2 separate regions of the Mus musculus genome follow, and region 2 is linked to region 1. Evidence: chromatin loops called from intact Hi-C (ENCODE). Cell type or tissue: left cerebral cortex. All regions are shown on one strand.

What was found. A loop is a pair of places that touch in the nucleus more often than their neighbours do. Peaks named below come from ENCODE experiments on the same cell type or tissue, not always from the same donor. Only the 100,000 strongest peaks of a DNase experiment are listed, where the experiment ranks them.
Region 2: a loop joins it to region 1, with 7 times the contacts of the local background. A loop is called at or near these places in 28 of 42 quality-filtered maps.

What each region holds. Positions count from the first base shown.
Region 1 is chr17:34,552,097-34,560,096 of GRCm38, reverse strand. Gm31560 (a long non-coding RNA gene) reads right to left here. Exons shown (of 4, transcript XR_003952414.1): 3 at 5,959-6,222; 4 at 2,784-3,259. Among named protein-coding and RNA genes, the nearest start is that of Notch4, 8.2 kb to the left of the region's middle. In left cerebral cortex, CTCF peaks have their summits at 16 (motif pointing right) and 4,425 (motif pointing right); a DNase peak (open chromatin) is centred at 4,413.
Region 2 is chr17:34,436,646-34,444,645 of GRCm38, reverse strand. BC051142 (cDNA sequence BC051142) reads right to left here. Exons shown (of 20, transcript NM_001001177.2): 7 at 3,759-3,779; 8 at 1,188-1,208; 9 at 588-608. Among named protein-coding and RNA genes, the nearest start is that of Btnl4, 35 kb to the left of the region's middle. In left cerebral cortex, a CTCF peak has its summit at 4,647 (motif pointing left); DNase peaks (open chromatin) are centred at 5,896, 6,393, 6,939, 7,287 and 2 more places.

The sequences.
Region 1 (8,000 bases):
CCATTAAATACCCACAGGAGGGCAGTATCCGCTGCACTCTCGGTGAGGTGTGGAGCACCTTGCTCTCTACTTCCCTTATGACGCTGTGTTGGCTCCCATATTTCCAGACCGTTTCTCTTTCTGTTCTTCCAATCAAGTTGATTTGTGCCTTACCTTTTGGTTCATGGTCCCTTTTCCTTTGTAATTTCCATTCTGCTCTAAAGCCAACCTATGGAGTTTTACATTTCGATCATTGCATTTTTTAAAGACTTGTTTCCTGTTTGTAAGTGTCTATGGGTGTGCATATGCACCTAAGTATGTGCACAAGTGAGTGTGGGCACCCGAGGGGTTCAGAAGGTGTTGGCTCTCCTAGGGTTGGAGTCACAGGCAGCTGGGATTCAAACTCCAGTCCTCATTATTGAGCATCAAGCTCTCTTAACCAGAGTCGTCTCCCCAGCCCTAAAGAGTCTCCTGGAGGCAAGGGTGCCCTCAGATTCCCCGTGTAGTGTGGATCATTGACCTTGAACTCATGGCCCCCTGACTCTCATTCTGTCTCTCAAGCACCAGCATGGTACTGTAAGCCTCACCTCCCACTTCGGGCCTTCTTGAGAAGGGGTTTACTTCTCAGCAAAGCAAGTTTGGCGAGGTCCCCTGACCACTCCCATGGCTTCTCCTGTGTCCCAGGAATTCTACAGAAGTATTTTCAATGCATCAAAAATTATCGAGGCTCTTCAGAAAAGGCCATTCAATTTTATTGTAAACAGAAAAGGAAGTGGTGCCAGACAAAAGCTGGCATTTCCGCACCCTTTCCTGCAGGACCCAGGAGCTGGCATTTCCGCACCCTTTCCTGCAGGACCCAGGAGCCGGTCAGTCTCCCCGCACTGCCCAGTGAATCTTTCTGTCCAGGGAATGGAAATGTTTTCTGTCGGAGACTGCAGACTGAGGGCCCTGAGTTTTGGATTTTAATTTATCTGAGGCAAGATCTCTTGTAGCTCATCTCACACTTAACCTGAGGATGACCTCGCACCAATCCTTCTGCCTCTGGCTCCCAGTCACTGGGACTCCAGGGTTACACAACCTGGGCTGTGAGGTGCTGGGGAGCTGGGGAGCAAACCCGAGACTCTATGCCCAAGGCAAACCTTCCGAGCCACATTTCCAGCCTATATATACTCAATTCAACATTACCTTTTTAAAATCTAATTTTATGTGTCTGGGTGTTTGCCTGGGTGTTTGTGCACCTACTACTACCCGACGAGGCCAGAAGAGGGTGTCACAGCTCCTGAAATTGGAGCTATAGATGGTTATGAATCGCCATGTTGGGAATCGAACCTACATGCTCTGGAAGAGAAGCCAGCACTCTGAGCCATCTCTCCAGGCCCCTTTGATTTATTTTTGAGACAGGAGCTCATGTAGCCCAGGCTGGCCTCGAACTCATGGAGGAGCTTAGGATGATGCTGTATTTCAGATCCTTTTTTCTGCATCCCTGGTCCTGCTATCACCTAGTAACACCATTCCTGGTTTATGCAGTGCTAAGGTTTGAACCTAGGACTATGCGCTTGTGAGGCACAGTCTACCTCAGCCTTTGTTTCAGTGCTGGGAACAGAATTCAGGGCATTGCCCATAGTGAAGTGCTCTACCACTGAGTTGCACCTCCTCCTCAGTTTTCTTCAATTTAAATGGATTTAAGCAGAACCAGCTGGCTCGTGGCTGTTATACGGAACAGTCGAATGCCATCTCTTTCCTTGGGACAAATGTGGCTTGCGGTGTCCTGTCCTGGTACACATGGATTCTAAGTTATGCCTCTCTCTAGACTGCTGCCGGCTTGTGCATCAGAAGAGACTAGTTAAGGGGTGACGGGGTGAGGGACTCAGTGGTTAGAATATAACATCTGTAGACAATGATTTGGGTGAAATATACCTATTTTCTATGCTTCTACAATCTCAGTAGTCTAAACGTCTTGGGGGTAAAATGGACTGTGAGTGGAAAAGCGTAGGCATCACTGAGTTCCTCCCTCAGCCACGCCCGGTGGCTTCATCTCTGGGGGAATGATGTATTAGTGCAAAGGAACTCGGAGGTGGGGGACTGTTATGCAGGACCTTGTTCTACTAAGCCAGGAGTGAGAAACGCAGTCTGTGTAATGACTGGGATCGGCCCTTTTTATTAACAGAAGTGAGCCATATTCCCTACCTAAGTTCCTAGGTGACCTTTTCCCCACTCAGAGAGGGTTTTAAGCTGTCTCAGCGCAATTCCTTACAGGGGAATCACCCACACCTCATGTGAGGTGCCTGCTGCTCTGGCCTCATGGAGGCTGAGACATGGCCCCTAGGGGATGAGAGTTCTGGGGCTGACCTCACGGTGCTGGTCCCTCAGGACAGTGAGAACCGCAGAACTCTGCCTTCCCACCCCGGCCTCAATGGATCGCAGCAGCAGAAGGCCATGTCCCTCCGATGACCCAGATCCCTTTAAAGTGCAGACTTGGGAAGCTCAAAGCTGCCAGGATAATTTACTGCTCGCCCCAACCGGCACCTAACAGTCCTGACCTGCAAAGACAGGCTGTCCCTGTAACAGGCTGTCCCTGTAACCGCACATGTGTCAACTCAGAAACACCCCTCGAAGGCCCAAGATCCGTTCTTTTGACATGCAGTCATCCTGAAGGCAAGCCTCTGTGTCTCAGTCTCTGTGGGGGACGGGATGCTAAGGTCAGCTAGCACTGCCACAGTGGCCAGCCCTCTCTGCTTTCCCGAGCCACTGAAAGCTGGGTGACTTTCTTGTTCTAACCAAATACCCCAGCAAAGCAACCTGAGGAAGGAAGGAAAGCTTTATTTCAGCCCAAGGTCTGAGGGGATAAAGTCTGTTCCAGCGGAGAAGGAAGACATCAGGAACGTGATTGCTGGTCACATCCTGCTCACAGGCAGGAAGCAAAATGGATGCTCAAGCTCAGCTCACTTCCTCCTGATTTCTTCTGCTGGCTGCCCTGGCTCATGGGACAGGGTGACTGCTTTCAGGGTGGCTCTTCTCTACTCAGTTACGTATCCTCGGAAACACCCTAACGGGCTCTCACAGAGGTGTGTGTCTCCTGGGCGACTCACCATCCAGTCTAGTTGTCAGTGGAGACTGGTCATCGTACCCTGCTTGCTCCCTCTCCTCTGCATACAAAGGAACCAAGCTCTGCTTGTATTGCATGGCCAGCAGGTACAGAAGAGAATCAACTTCCATCACATCAGCTAAACTCCTACGGTGCTTATCTTCAATAGTATAGATGTCTTCCGGAAAGTCTGTCCTAGGAGGGAGAAGGGTGGTTCAGGGAAATGCCCTGTTCCTTAGGGCTGAGAACCAGGTGGGATGGAGTGTCCCTCAACCAGATGGTGCCCCTGCCCTGGTCAGTGAGCTAAGCCAGTACCTTTGAATGTCATGCCTTTTGGCTTCGGCACAGGAGGCAGGGCCAGCCTGGGTCAGGGAGTCTGTGTTGGGTGAAGGAAGGATTGGGAGAGATGAATGAGCTCGTCCCTAAGGGTCCCTGGGTCCTTTGAGTATCAGTTATGTCCTGGGAGACCCATGGCTGGGAGGCTTTTGGGGTTATCTCGTTCTCAGGAAGATTTGTCACACCCTAAGAATAGACTTGAACCGTCTTTGTTGGGCAGACGAGGTCATGGACCGCTTGCGAAACCCTGTTTTAAATCTAGCAGCAATCACGTAAATAGGCAAAAGTTGAAGATACTGCAGATGAGTTTTTTATTCTTTATGGATGGAAAGTAATTTCACTGGCACCTAATATGAGGAAGGAATTAAAAGAAAATCACACATGCGTAAGTCTAAATGTTCGTAAGCATATATGAGTTTCCTCAGCATGACTGACAGGAAGAAATAAAATAAGCAACAAAACAAAACAGACCTCAAAACCATTTGGCCCTCAGTAAATGTCTTCAAGTTCCATCCCAGGGACCCAAAGGGCTTGCGTATCTGCACAGCTTGTCTGGCTTTCGACCACTCTGTTGAGTTTTCCCCAAACACTTGCTGAGTGTAGGGGGCTGTGGAACCAGAGTGCTCTCCCTGCCTCTGGAGGAAGCAAGGTCTTGCAGCTGACTACCTGACTGAGCTGTCCTGTCTCCTCACAGTTTGCTCTCTTTGGCATGTTTGGTTGACATCAATCTCTGGTCTTTCTCAATGGTGGTGATGGTGAGGTGGGTGAGTCTCCATGGTCTCTCATGGCCTTGGGTCAGCTTGCTCTCTTAAGTCCTCAGAGTCTAGCTTGGTGCAGTAAGAGAGTCTGTCTGCTATAAAGGATCTCTGATCACCAGGGTTCTGCCATTCAACTTTCCACAATCATGATGGACAGTTAGGACAGACAAATAGACTTCTCCTTGGACCCATGACCTGGTCACATTGCCATTCTTTCCACAGAGAGCTCATGACCTCTGGGAACTGTCACATTCTGGCCACAAGGGGGCAGCAGAGGGCGAGGAAGCCCAGTCAAGACTTCTGAGGGCATACGTATAAATATATTGCATAATGATACATAATAAAAACGAACCCATATGTATTAATTTTACCTATGTGTATGTGTGTGCATCTTCATGAGTGTGTGTCACATGTGTACAGTTTCCAGCCGAGGCCCCGGAGGGAGTTGGAGGCACTGAAGCTGGAGTTACAGGTGGTTGAAAGCACCTGACAAGGGTGCTGGGATCCTCTGAAAGAGCGTGCCTGATGGCTGAGCCATCTCTCCAGCACCTCACCTAGCACCTAGCACTACCCTTGGGGTAGCCTCTTGCTGGGTCCTGCCAGGCTCTGGTCCCCCTCTGAGATGTGCTGTTCTTCCAACTCCTTTTAAACACTCCTTAAGACTATGATGTTTGGGACTGGTGAGATGGCTCAGCGGTTAAGATTGCCAACTGCTCTTCCAAAGGTCCTGAGTTCAAATCCCAGCAACCACATGGTGGCTCACAACCATCTGTAACGAAATCTGATGCTCTCTTCTGGAGTGTCTGAAGACAGCTACAGTACTTACATATAATAAATAAATATTAAAAATATTAAAAAAGGAATATGATGTTTGAAACTCACGTTCAAAAATATGTACCACAATACAGAGATTATACAAAACAAATGCAGACATGACATCAAAGGAAAGCTCTTGAGTTAAAGTTCAAATCTGAGCCAGTGTCCCCTCCTCCCCTCAGATCCTTGGAGCACTTCCCACATTGATGACCCGCTCTGGCGGTCCTCTGTTGAGCTCACCTGGCTGTAGGTGGAAGACCTAACTCCTGTCAGAGCTTGTCTCTGTGATCCTGTAGCCCTGGATATATACACTGCTAAGCCTCCATCTTACACCAAAGCCCCCCACAGGAACAAAAGAGAAGGTTTCAGAACAGTGACTGTGAGCATGTGCCTGGGTATTTGCCTGTGGCCATTCCTTCACGGAGGCTCTGTGGTAGGAGAGGTCAAGGCCAGCATGCCAGGACTGTTAGAATCTCCCTCCCTGGGCTGCACAAGGCCTTGGCTTCATTGTAAATGAGGATGACCTGGACCCAGCTCCTCATCCTCCTGTCTCTACCTCCTGAGTCCTGGGGATGATAGCTCTATACCACACCTGGTGTTTGCTCTGTTCTTCAGCTAGTAGCCATTCCAGCACTTGACAGCTGTGAGACACCCAGCTTCCAGTGGGAGAGATTGGCAGCAGCACCAGGGAGCACAGTGGCGTTCGCGCCCCAAGGTGGTCTCTGGGTGTTTGTGTCCTCAGCTCCAATCACAGTTAGTACCACACTGCCACACGCCTCGGGCCTGCAGTGCCAGGAGCCTTGACTCTTGAAGAAAGATTGATTTTATTTTCAAATTATGTATATATGGTTGTGCCTAGGTGTGGATCTTTGCAAGTGTGAGTGTAGGTTAATAGGGGGCTAAGTGGGCATCAGTGCCCTGCGGCTGTACTTATGATTGGCTCCAGGGCTTCAGGTGCTCTGAAAGAGCAATGGTCCTCCTTACCTCTGAGCGGTCTCTCCAGCCCCAGGAGCCTTGGCTCTTGAGGCTTGGTGGTTTTCAGAGCTCAAACTGGAGTGGGCAGTTTGTCATTGTTGGATCTTCAAGGCAGTCTGTCTGTCTTCAGCCCCGGCTTCCTGTCCACTCCTTCTGTCCCTCTCCTTCAGCATCTGTGCTCCCTGTGGTTTCTGCCTTGGCTCCTCTCTGGGGCTCCTTAGTTGTCCCCTTGTTACTCCTGCTGCGGTGGCTGTGTGTAGACACCAGGGTTCTCTAAAGGAACAGCATTTATAGGAAGAGACAGACAGAGAGAGAGAGAGAGAGAGAGAGAGAGAGAGAGAGAGAGAGAGAGGACAAAGGGGATTTATTAGAATGACTTCCAGGCTGTGGTCCAGCGAATCCAACGATGGCTGCCTGTGACTCGAAAGCCCACAAATCCCATAGTTGTTCAATCCACAAGGCTGAATGTTTCTCAGATGGTCTTTAGTCCATGTTGGAATCCCAAAGAAGTAGGCTCTGATGCCAGTGGACTTACTAGAAAGGCGAGAGCAGGCAGGCAGAGACCAACGCTTCCTTCTTCCATGTCTTTATGTAGGTTTCCAGCAGAAGGTGTGGACCAGATTAGAAGTGGTTTTTTTCATCTGAAATTGTCTGGATTAGAGATGTGTCTTCCTACCTCAAAACTCAAGTGACAGCTCATGTTGTCACAGATGCAGAACCAGTGCATCCATTGCTGGTGGGAGTGCAAACATGTACAGTCACTTTGGAAACTTTGGCAGTTTCTCTGAAAATTGGAAATAGATGTATCTCACCAAAGAATGGATGAGGAAAATGTGGTACATTTCCACAATGGAGTATCACTCAGCTATTAAAAACAATGCCATCTGGAGGGCAGGGCGGGGGGAGGGTATAGGGGAGTTTGGGGATAGCATTTGAAATGTAAGCGAAGAAAATATCTAATAATAATAATAATAAAAAACAATGACATTGCCGGGCAGTGGTGGCACACACCCTTAATCTCAGCACTTGGGAGGCAGAGGCAAGCGGATTTCTGAGTTCGAGGCCAGCCTGGTCTACAGAGTGAGTTCCAGGACAGCCAGGGCTATACAGAGAAACCTTGTCTCGAAAAACCAACAAAACAAAACAAAACAAAACAAAGAAACAAACAAAAACAATGCCATGATGGAATTTGCAGATATATGGATGGGACTAAAAGGGAGCATTCTGAGTGAGGTAACCCAGACCCAGAAAGACAAACATGGTATGCGCTCACGTTAGCCAGTAAGTAAAGGATGACTATGCTACAGTCCACAGATCCAGAGAGGCTAAGTAACAAGGAGGGCTCAAGTGAGGGCCATAGGAATCTCACTGAGAAGGGGAAACAGAATATACAAGGTGGGTGGGTGTGGGTGGGATGGGGACGTGGGGACTGTATAGGGGTGGGGTGGGTGGGAATGAGAATATAAAGGATCAGGTTGTGAGAGATTGGAGGAAGACAGCACTGAGAGAGACAACTGGAATGAAGTTGGGGGACACCAACATCTCTGTGATAAGCTAGATACCAGAGGCACTGGAAACTACCAAGAATTTCTTATGGTGACATAGCCAAGACTCCTAGCAATGGGGGTTATCAAACCTGAAACAGCCACCTCCTATAACCAGGTAAGACTTGCAAAAGAAGGAATTAAGACACCAATCCAGCCACAAAACCTTAGACCCACAATTTGTCCTGCCTAACAAGATGTGCAGGGGTAAAGATGGAACAGAATTGGAGAGATGAGCCAACCAACGACTGGCACAGCTTGCGATCCAAGTCATTAGAGGAGCCCACCCTTCTATTATTGATGGCAGTATTAATGATACTCTGCTATACTTGTGGACAGGAGCCTAGCATAACCTTCATCAGAGCGGTTTCACCCAGCAAGTGCTGGAAACAGATGCAGAGACCCACAGCTCAGTATTAGGCTGAGCTTTGAGAATCCTGCAGATGATTGAGAAGAAGGATTGTAGGAGCCAGAAGGGACAAGGACACCACAAGAAAACCTTCAGAA
Region 2 (8,000 bases), 120 kb after region 1:
ACTCCTGAGCCCTCTTAGAACGTCTGAATCTTTCTCTGGTGCTTGAGAAAATTTTTCTGACTACTGCTGATCATGTGTTAATATGTTTCAGAGCATATCACGATGTTAAGTGAACATTTCCTTGCTCTTTTTCTTTCATTAGTTATTTTTTGTGTATGAGTATCTTATCTGCATGTAAATATATCTGGTTACTATGTGTGTAGCTGGCATCTGCAGAGACCAGAAGGTGGTACTGGATCCTCTGGGGCTGGAGTTACAGTTGTGAGCTCCATGTGGGTGCTGGGAACAGAACCTGGGTCCTCTGCAAAAGCAGCAATTGCTCTTAACTGCTGAGCCATCTTTGCAGCCCCTCTCTTAATGTATAGCTCTAGAGAATTCTTAGCAAGCACAAAGCGGGAAGCACAGCAACACATTTAAACCATCATACTGTGGTAACAAAAACCACCAAGAGGAGCAACAGGCCAGGCCATCTGAACATTATGCAAGGGCAAGGAACACCAGAGAGAAAAACAAAACAAAACAAAACAAAACAAGACCCCAAACAACAATAACAATAACAACAACAAAACAACCCATAAGGGACTTACCACTGGAATCCATACATTGTACTGTAAATAGATACAAATGATTGTGATTAGACAGAAAGAAGGCAAACTGTTTTCCAAAGGAGTGTGCAGATAGCAGCCTTTCTAGGCGGCACTGACTCCAACAGTAAGCATCAATCGTCCCCATGACACCCAGCCTTTCTGTAGACTTAGCTAGAAGCAGGGGCTGCCTCCTCATTCTTGCTTTTTGTGTAGGTACTACAGGTGAGATCCTTAGGGGTAGCCTTTCCTTGCCTTCTTCCACCCCCATCCTATCAGGCACATGTGCATCTCTTCGCCAGCCCCCTTTTATATCTGTGCCTACCCTTTAAGCTTTCCCCCATCCGCTTCACCATTTTGTTTGCCTTGGAAACTCTCCCAATGTTTGACATATCCTTACAATCGTAAGTATATGATTGCATGCTGCTTAATGCTAATTTTAAGGCCGTGGGATCCCCATTTTCTAAAATATGACTAGTCTTTAAGGAGGATGGTAATGATACAAGGAAAAGCCAGGCCAACGAGCAGAATTTGTGAACAGTTGGAAGCCAAAGTCTTAGTCAGAGAAAGTCACTAATAATGAACCAGGGCATTTTCACTCACCAATAGGTCCAGGAGTTTGCACTGAAAAGAAATTAGAATTGACATTAGTTTGAATGTTTTTGCTGAAGAGTTTTGTGTGTGTGTGTGCATTTTATTGGGGGGGCGGTGCAGAGCATGGGTGCAGGGACAGTGTTGAGATTGTGGAGAGCTAGGTCAGTCTGCAAACTATGAACAAAAGCACAGGCAACACTCACTGTGGGGCTGCTGTGGGCATAGGGAACAGTAGAGAAAGACAGAACCGTGCTTCCCCCTCTGCCAGCTTATATGAGGAACTGGCATTGAGTCAGATTTTTTTTTGAGTCACTGCCTACTATGTCCCAGGGGCATAAAGGTGTAGTAGGTGAGGGCCCTGTTCATCCCTCTCCCAGCTTCTAGCTATTTGGAGGCTAATGGTTGGGTCTGCTGTCTGAGTTTGATTAGCTTCAGAGTCTGAACAGTGAGTGAGCGGAGCCTTCTGCTTTTAATGAAGAGTTGGCTTTCAGTTGATGCTGCTTCGGCAATCTGAAGACTGGAAACCCATCACCTCGTTCTCAGTGTTGCTTATGTAGGAAGGAGCCTTGGTGGGTAGCATATATCCAGAATGGATAACTACAGACACCTGCTCAGAAGCTGTGGCCATGCCTCTTGTGGGATTTCTGTAGATTTGTGTACTCAGGGCCTCGAGGATCTGTGGGGGGAATTTTCCAGGACAGCGAAGCTTCTGTTTTGTTGGTTGGACCATGGAAGGGAATATTCTGAGGTGGCTTTTGAGCTTTGCAGAGTCCACAGTGAGGACAACTCTCAGGAAGGGGTTTGGCTGCTGCTGTCCTGCTGGCTGGCAGCTTTCTCCTGCTGAGGACACACTGAGTAGGCTGTATCAGACGGCTACCATAATCCTGTGAATTCAGAGTCAGGTCAAGACCCCCCCACTTTTCCCACTGTCTCAAGCCATGGTGCTTATGATGGAAAATGTCTGTGACTGACCCATCTGAACATGGCTTTCCAGATCCCCTGGGCTCTGAGCAGTTAGACAAGCTAGAATTTGGAGTATTTTGCAACATAATTTAGCAGTTCTGTGTGTGTATGTATGTGTGCATGTATGTGTGCATGTATGTGTGGCTTACAGGTTCAGAGTTTCAGTTCACGGTCATCATGGTGAGAAGCTTGGCATCATCAAGGCAAGCATGGCTCTGGAGGAGCTGGGAGTTCTACTTCTTGTTCCAAAGACAAACAACAGAAGACTGTCTTCCAGGCAGCTGGGAGGAGGGTCTCAAAGTCCATCTCCACAGTGACACACTTCCTCCAGCAAGGCCACACGCCTCCTAACAGTGCCACTCCCTGGGCCATGCATATTCAAACTGCTATAGCAAGTGTGTGTGTGTGTGTGTGTGTGTGTGTGTATGTGTATGTTGTGCGTGCGCGCGCACACACACACACACACACACGCACACACAAGCACATGTGAGTGTATGCCCTTGTTCTTGTGGTAGAGCTTTAGAATATCTGCTAAGTTAATGCCAGCCAGCCACATGACCTTCACATGGGTACAAGATACTCTGTTTCCTCCATTTTCCTTCGTCTCCATCTTTGTACCGCCGTGTGTGCCTGTTCTATTCTTCCTGTTCTCAGCCGTGTCTGATCTCCCACCTGCTGTCTCCCTCACTCTTCTTCCCATTTCTCTTCTGTTTGTCCAGCTTTGCTTTTCTTTCTCTCTTTAGCTGCCATCTTCCTTCTCTTTTACTTTGTGGTTGCTTTTAAGCTTTCTCTTCTGTTAGGCCTGTTCTTTCTCCAGTTCAGCATGTTCTGTAACCTGCTTGTGACGCCCAGCAACGGTAGCAGAAGGACTAAGAGTCTTCTTTATTAAGGTCAGCTGTGAGGCCTACCTATGTTATCTTCACCACAGTCAGCATTTTGAGGTCCAGGGAAATAATGTAAACGGCAAAGAGATGTTACAGAGTTAGCCATCCATGGCGTGGTCGTGAAATTCAAAACAAAGCTTAATTTTTGTTCGTAAGACTATAAAATGGTGAGCAAAAAAAAAAAGTTTATGTGTGTCTAGGACTCAATTCATAAAGCTATAAGATGAGCAACTTTTTCTTGGCACCCAGACACTCCTTATAGTGTTTCTGTGGAAAAATGTAAATCAGGGAAGTCACAGTTGCCATGGAAGTTGGCGACAATAGAAGCTGACTGTCCTGGAGAAAAGTCATCTGAGAACTTGGAAGTCAAAAGAAGTTTGATGTTTCCATCACTTACAGGATGAACAAAATTCGTGGAAGCCATGAGGGTTTCGGGGCTCTATTGAAAGTCTTTGTTGTGTGCTGGCTCCGTAGGGCTGGATAAGGACTAGTGGGTCAGGAAGAGGCAGCCCATAGGCTGATTTTTTTCACTTTGGGTTCCACTGCCATAGTTAATATCCTTTTACTGTGGAGCCTGGTTTACTGCTACCCTGGGGAGCTCTGGAAAACGATGATCAAGCAGTGGGAGTGCTCTGTCTTTGGGTCTATGGGTACAGATGATTGGCATGAAAACGAACAGCTACCCTAAGTCTCTTGAGGGTCAAGAGGTGCAACGGAGACGCAGGTGACTTACGGAAGGTTTTTTGAGTCAGTTCTGGAAAGAAACAGAACAGAAGTTAGCAGGTGTCCTGAGCTCTGACTGCCCTCATCTATGTGCCTCCTCAGCTGGGGTCTGAACTTCGAGCCTAATGGAGGCTATAGCAAGCTCGTTCCCTTGCTATGAGTGCTCGAACAAGCTCAGGCAGGGAAAAGACCTTTGCCCAACAGTCCCCCTGGGATGTGGGTGCCCAAGGTTTAACTTAAACCCTTGCAAAGGACTAGACAAACCCTCCCTGCTGGAACTCTTTTCCCCTCCCACTGTCCTCCCTCACACTCTTGTGTGGCATGATGTTGGTGAGCCCCTTGTTGGTTCTATGGGGGTTCTGTCTCTGCTTTGTCAGTATTCACAACCCAGAGGTGACCCACTGACATGCCAGGGGGAGGAGAAACAAAAAGGCGAAGAAAATGACACAATGAGACCTTTGAGACTCCACCATGAAGAGCAGGAGAATACCTGTTAGTTGTCACAGAAAAAGCATGAGCTCTACAGTTTAGAAGGGACAATAAACTTACTGATAGGTCCTGTAGCTCCGGCTAGAGAGATGGGGAGAGAGATCATTATGCTTAATTGATGTGAAGGTAATACCTAATAACTGAATACCCATCTTTCAACATTGTGCATGGAAATGCTAGGAAAACCCAGGGTGGCTTGTATTGCTAGTCATAGGCAGCCCTCCAATTGCACAACACTGGGAACATGTAAGACTGGAGGCTTCTTTTCATTCTGTGATGAATTGCCTTAGACAATCAAGAAAGACGATGTGGGGTTTGTAATGCATATATTTCTCTTCTTGTGTTTCCTTAGAGACTTATGGTTTGAGAAATATAATTTCCTTTTCTGAGGGGTGACTATACTGCCCCCTAGTGTTCTTTTATTAAGTCAGCTTGTGGGATAGGTCACTGCATGGCATGCATGGCCTCTTTGCAAACTGTAAGGAGGTATGTCCACTCACACCTCTGCAGGTTTGCTATGCACAGGGCTAGAGTGGAGGACAAATACTCACGAATAGGTGCCGAGAACTGCACTGTAATGGGAACAAGAGTGTATCAATGTGGTTGACAGTTGCAGAATCTGCATGCCACCAATATTCACCAAAGAAATCACAAAGCAACTCAATGGGGGTGAGGGTGGGGTAGCGCTAATACAAAGATGGCAGCTATCTCAGAGAGAGCAGAGACTTTCCATCAGAGCAAGTTATCGAGGACCCACCCATCTTAACAAATAAATATTTAATAAAAATATAAAATGACAATAAAATAAAGATGTAAGAACTACTTGACGTTCCCTTGTCTTTTCTTCTTTTTAAAGTTATTTGTTTTATGCATGAGTATACTGTCACTGTCTTCAGACACACATCAGATCCCATTATAGATGGTTGTGAGCCACCATGTGGTTGCTGGGAATTGAATTTAGGACCTCTGGAAGAGCTCTTAACTGCTGAGCCATCTCTCCAGCCAGACGTTCCCTTTTCTTAAACTCAGTGATATTTCATGACACCTTGTCTTAGGTCTTGGATATCAGGAAGTGCTCTAAACTTTTAATGTGATCAGGAAACATGCATGGAAAATCCTTCCAGACAAGAGTTGGGGCAGGTGGGGTACAAAGAGGGTAGGATCCCAGATCTCATAGAAGGACAAAGAGGTTAAAAAAAGAACTCACTTATAGGTCCAATGGTTCCAGCTAAAATATTGGAAAAATAAACCAAAATCAGTTAGTTCTCTAGCAGAGGTAAACAGTTTGCATCAAAATTCTTTTTGGGAAATTCCAAAACCAAAGCCAACAGTGCCGTTTTCACTCCGATGGGCAGCACGAGCTGGGGTCAGCCCCCTCCCGGGGAGAGTAAGTGCGATGTCAACATACCTATCGCTTTCCTGTTAGCTGGCCATCTCCAACTGTTTAGCTAGAGTCTATGGCCTCATCTTCTGAAGGAGACATTGGAATTCCTATCTTTGTGATGAGTTAGATCCTTGTTCACCAGAGTAACCTGGCTTGCCATGGTGGTATGAGACAGACTGAAGCTATTCTAGGCAGGGATTGTGGGTGAAGGAATCCAGAGCCTAGACTCCCGTGCTCAGCAAAATAGCATTCTCCTTGTGCAGGGTGTGACTCATGAGCCCTGACTCTGACATTCTTTTTCCTCTTGCTTTCAGGATTAACCTATTCTAGGTATGAACAGCCTCAGAAATCTGAGCAGACACTTTAACAAATCCACTAAGCCCCAAGGAGGTTCACTTTTCTTGTTAGTCACATGCTGTTGTGTGGAGACTCCACAGGGATGGAGAAGCTGACTCAGTTGGGGTCAACCGTGCTCTGCTTTTATTTCCTTTCTAAGTGCAGAAGATTCAGATCCTATAGCATGATGAAACTCAAATTTTAATGTATGTGTAAATCACCCAGTGACCTTGACAAACCAGTGACCTTGACAAACACAGGGTCTGATTAGTAGGCCAGGGGTGGACACCAGGCTGAGGTTCGGTATCTCCATCAGAATCTAAGGTGATTCCCCCCTGGGGCTGCAGGGGACTGATCAAATGTCCTATCAGCTGTCCTCATGTCTCCTGCTCTGCATCACATAGCTCCTGACAGATGATTGTTACAATGCCACCTGCAATAGTCTCCAGGCCCTTCTTCTAGACTTGTGCTCACATGCACACACCACAGCACACACCACAGCACACCACAGCACACCACAGCACACCACAGCACACCACACCACACCACACCACACACACACCACACCACACCACACTCTTCACTCCTCCCACAAACCATCACTGATGGTGTGGGGACCCTCCATCTATAGGCTGGTGCTCTCTGAATGCCATGGAGCCCTCTCTCCATTGCTGAGGAGGACACCGTGTTAGTCTTTTCCCTCGAGTGTCACTGGAGCTTTAAGAAGAGAGACAGTTCTACGTTTTGCTAGTCTGTCTGTCCCTGACAAGTCTCCCTTTGCAGCTGGTACTGCAGGTTTGGGAGGGGTTCTATCTCACAGGGGCGCCCAGTATGTCAAGAGCAGGGAAGGAAGGGGAAGAGTGGGCAGTGGTCACAGGAGGAAATAGAGGTGCCAGGGCAGTAAATGTCAAAGCTGTTCTGTGTAGTGAGGCAAAGCTGCTGAGGATCAAATGCAGAGAGGAACTTACAGATGTCTCCAGCGTTGCCGGCTAAAACAGAAACACAAAACCTTAAGTTTCGAAGGAGCATGACTCAGGGCATTTGTTTTTTTTTTTTTTTTTTTGTGGGGAGGGTGGGTGGGGAGGGATTCAGGCCAAGCATTCACGGAGTCCTCCATGTGGGAGGATTCTGGGAAGTCAGTGCATTTCCTCTGGTTGTTTAAGAGACTGAGGCCACCCTCTAAGGTTATTAACCTAGACTGTTTTGTAAGTGCTTCACCTGGCCCCAGGATTGTCCTCATGCTTTTAACTGAGTGAACTTGGGTTTTTGTTAGCAGACTCTTCACTGGGTTGCATAAAGCGGTGGAACTGTTACTTAAAGGAACTTGAAAGGAGGGCAATTTCCACACTGGGAGGGACAGGAAGAGTCAAACAGCTTCCTCTGTCTGAGTGTGTCTCCTTACCGCCCTTCATAAGCCCCCCCCAGAGCAGGCATTGCATAGCAGACCCAGGAATAGAGTTAGAGTTTGGGGAAACGTACTCAGAGGTTCGGATAAGGACTTGGTGCTTCTTGTTCTACCTGTAATAGAAATCAAGAACATTCCTGAAAACCACAACTGGTTGAGATACAGAAATCAACTGTATTTTAGGTGCTCACCCCCAATTAATACATCTACAGTCCAACATGTGAGGCTTAGAAAACATCTCTGAAAAGGGGCGGAAAGACTGTCAGGGCTGGAGGATCAAGACAGCTAGCTGCTGAGAGACAGTTTTTTCAAAAGAGAGGACATGGTGTGGGACTGGTAGATCCCATTACTGGTAGTAATCAATATGGTCAAAATAAACTATATACAATTCTCTAAAGGTTCATGAAAATATTACAAAAAGGGAAGAACTGTGAGCTTCCAGTTTAGACCACAGAGGGCTGGTGATTCTATTCCCTCCTCCCAGATATGGTTCAGAGTCTTGAGGTTATAGACCTAAGTGTCACCTCCTCTGTCTTCATGCTTCCCTACTTCTTATCCTTCTAGCTGTTTGAAATCTTTCAAGTTTATTGTTGTGATTACTTAGGTAACTGGTTTAAGCTCTCAGGAGAGACTTGCCT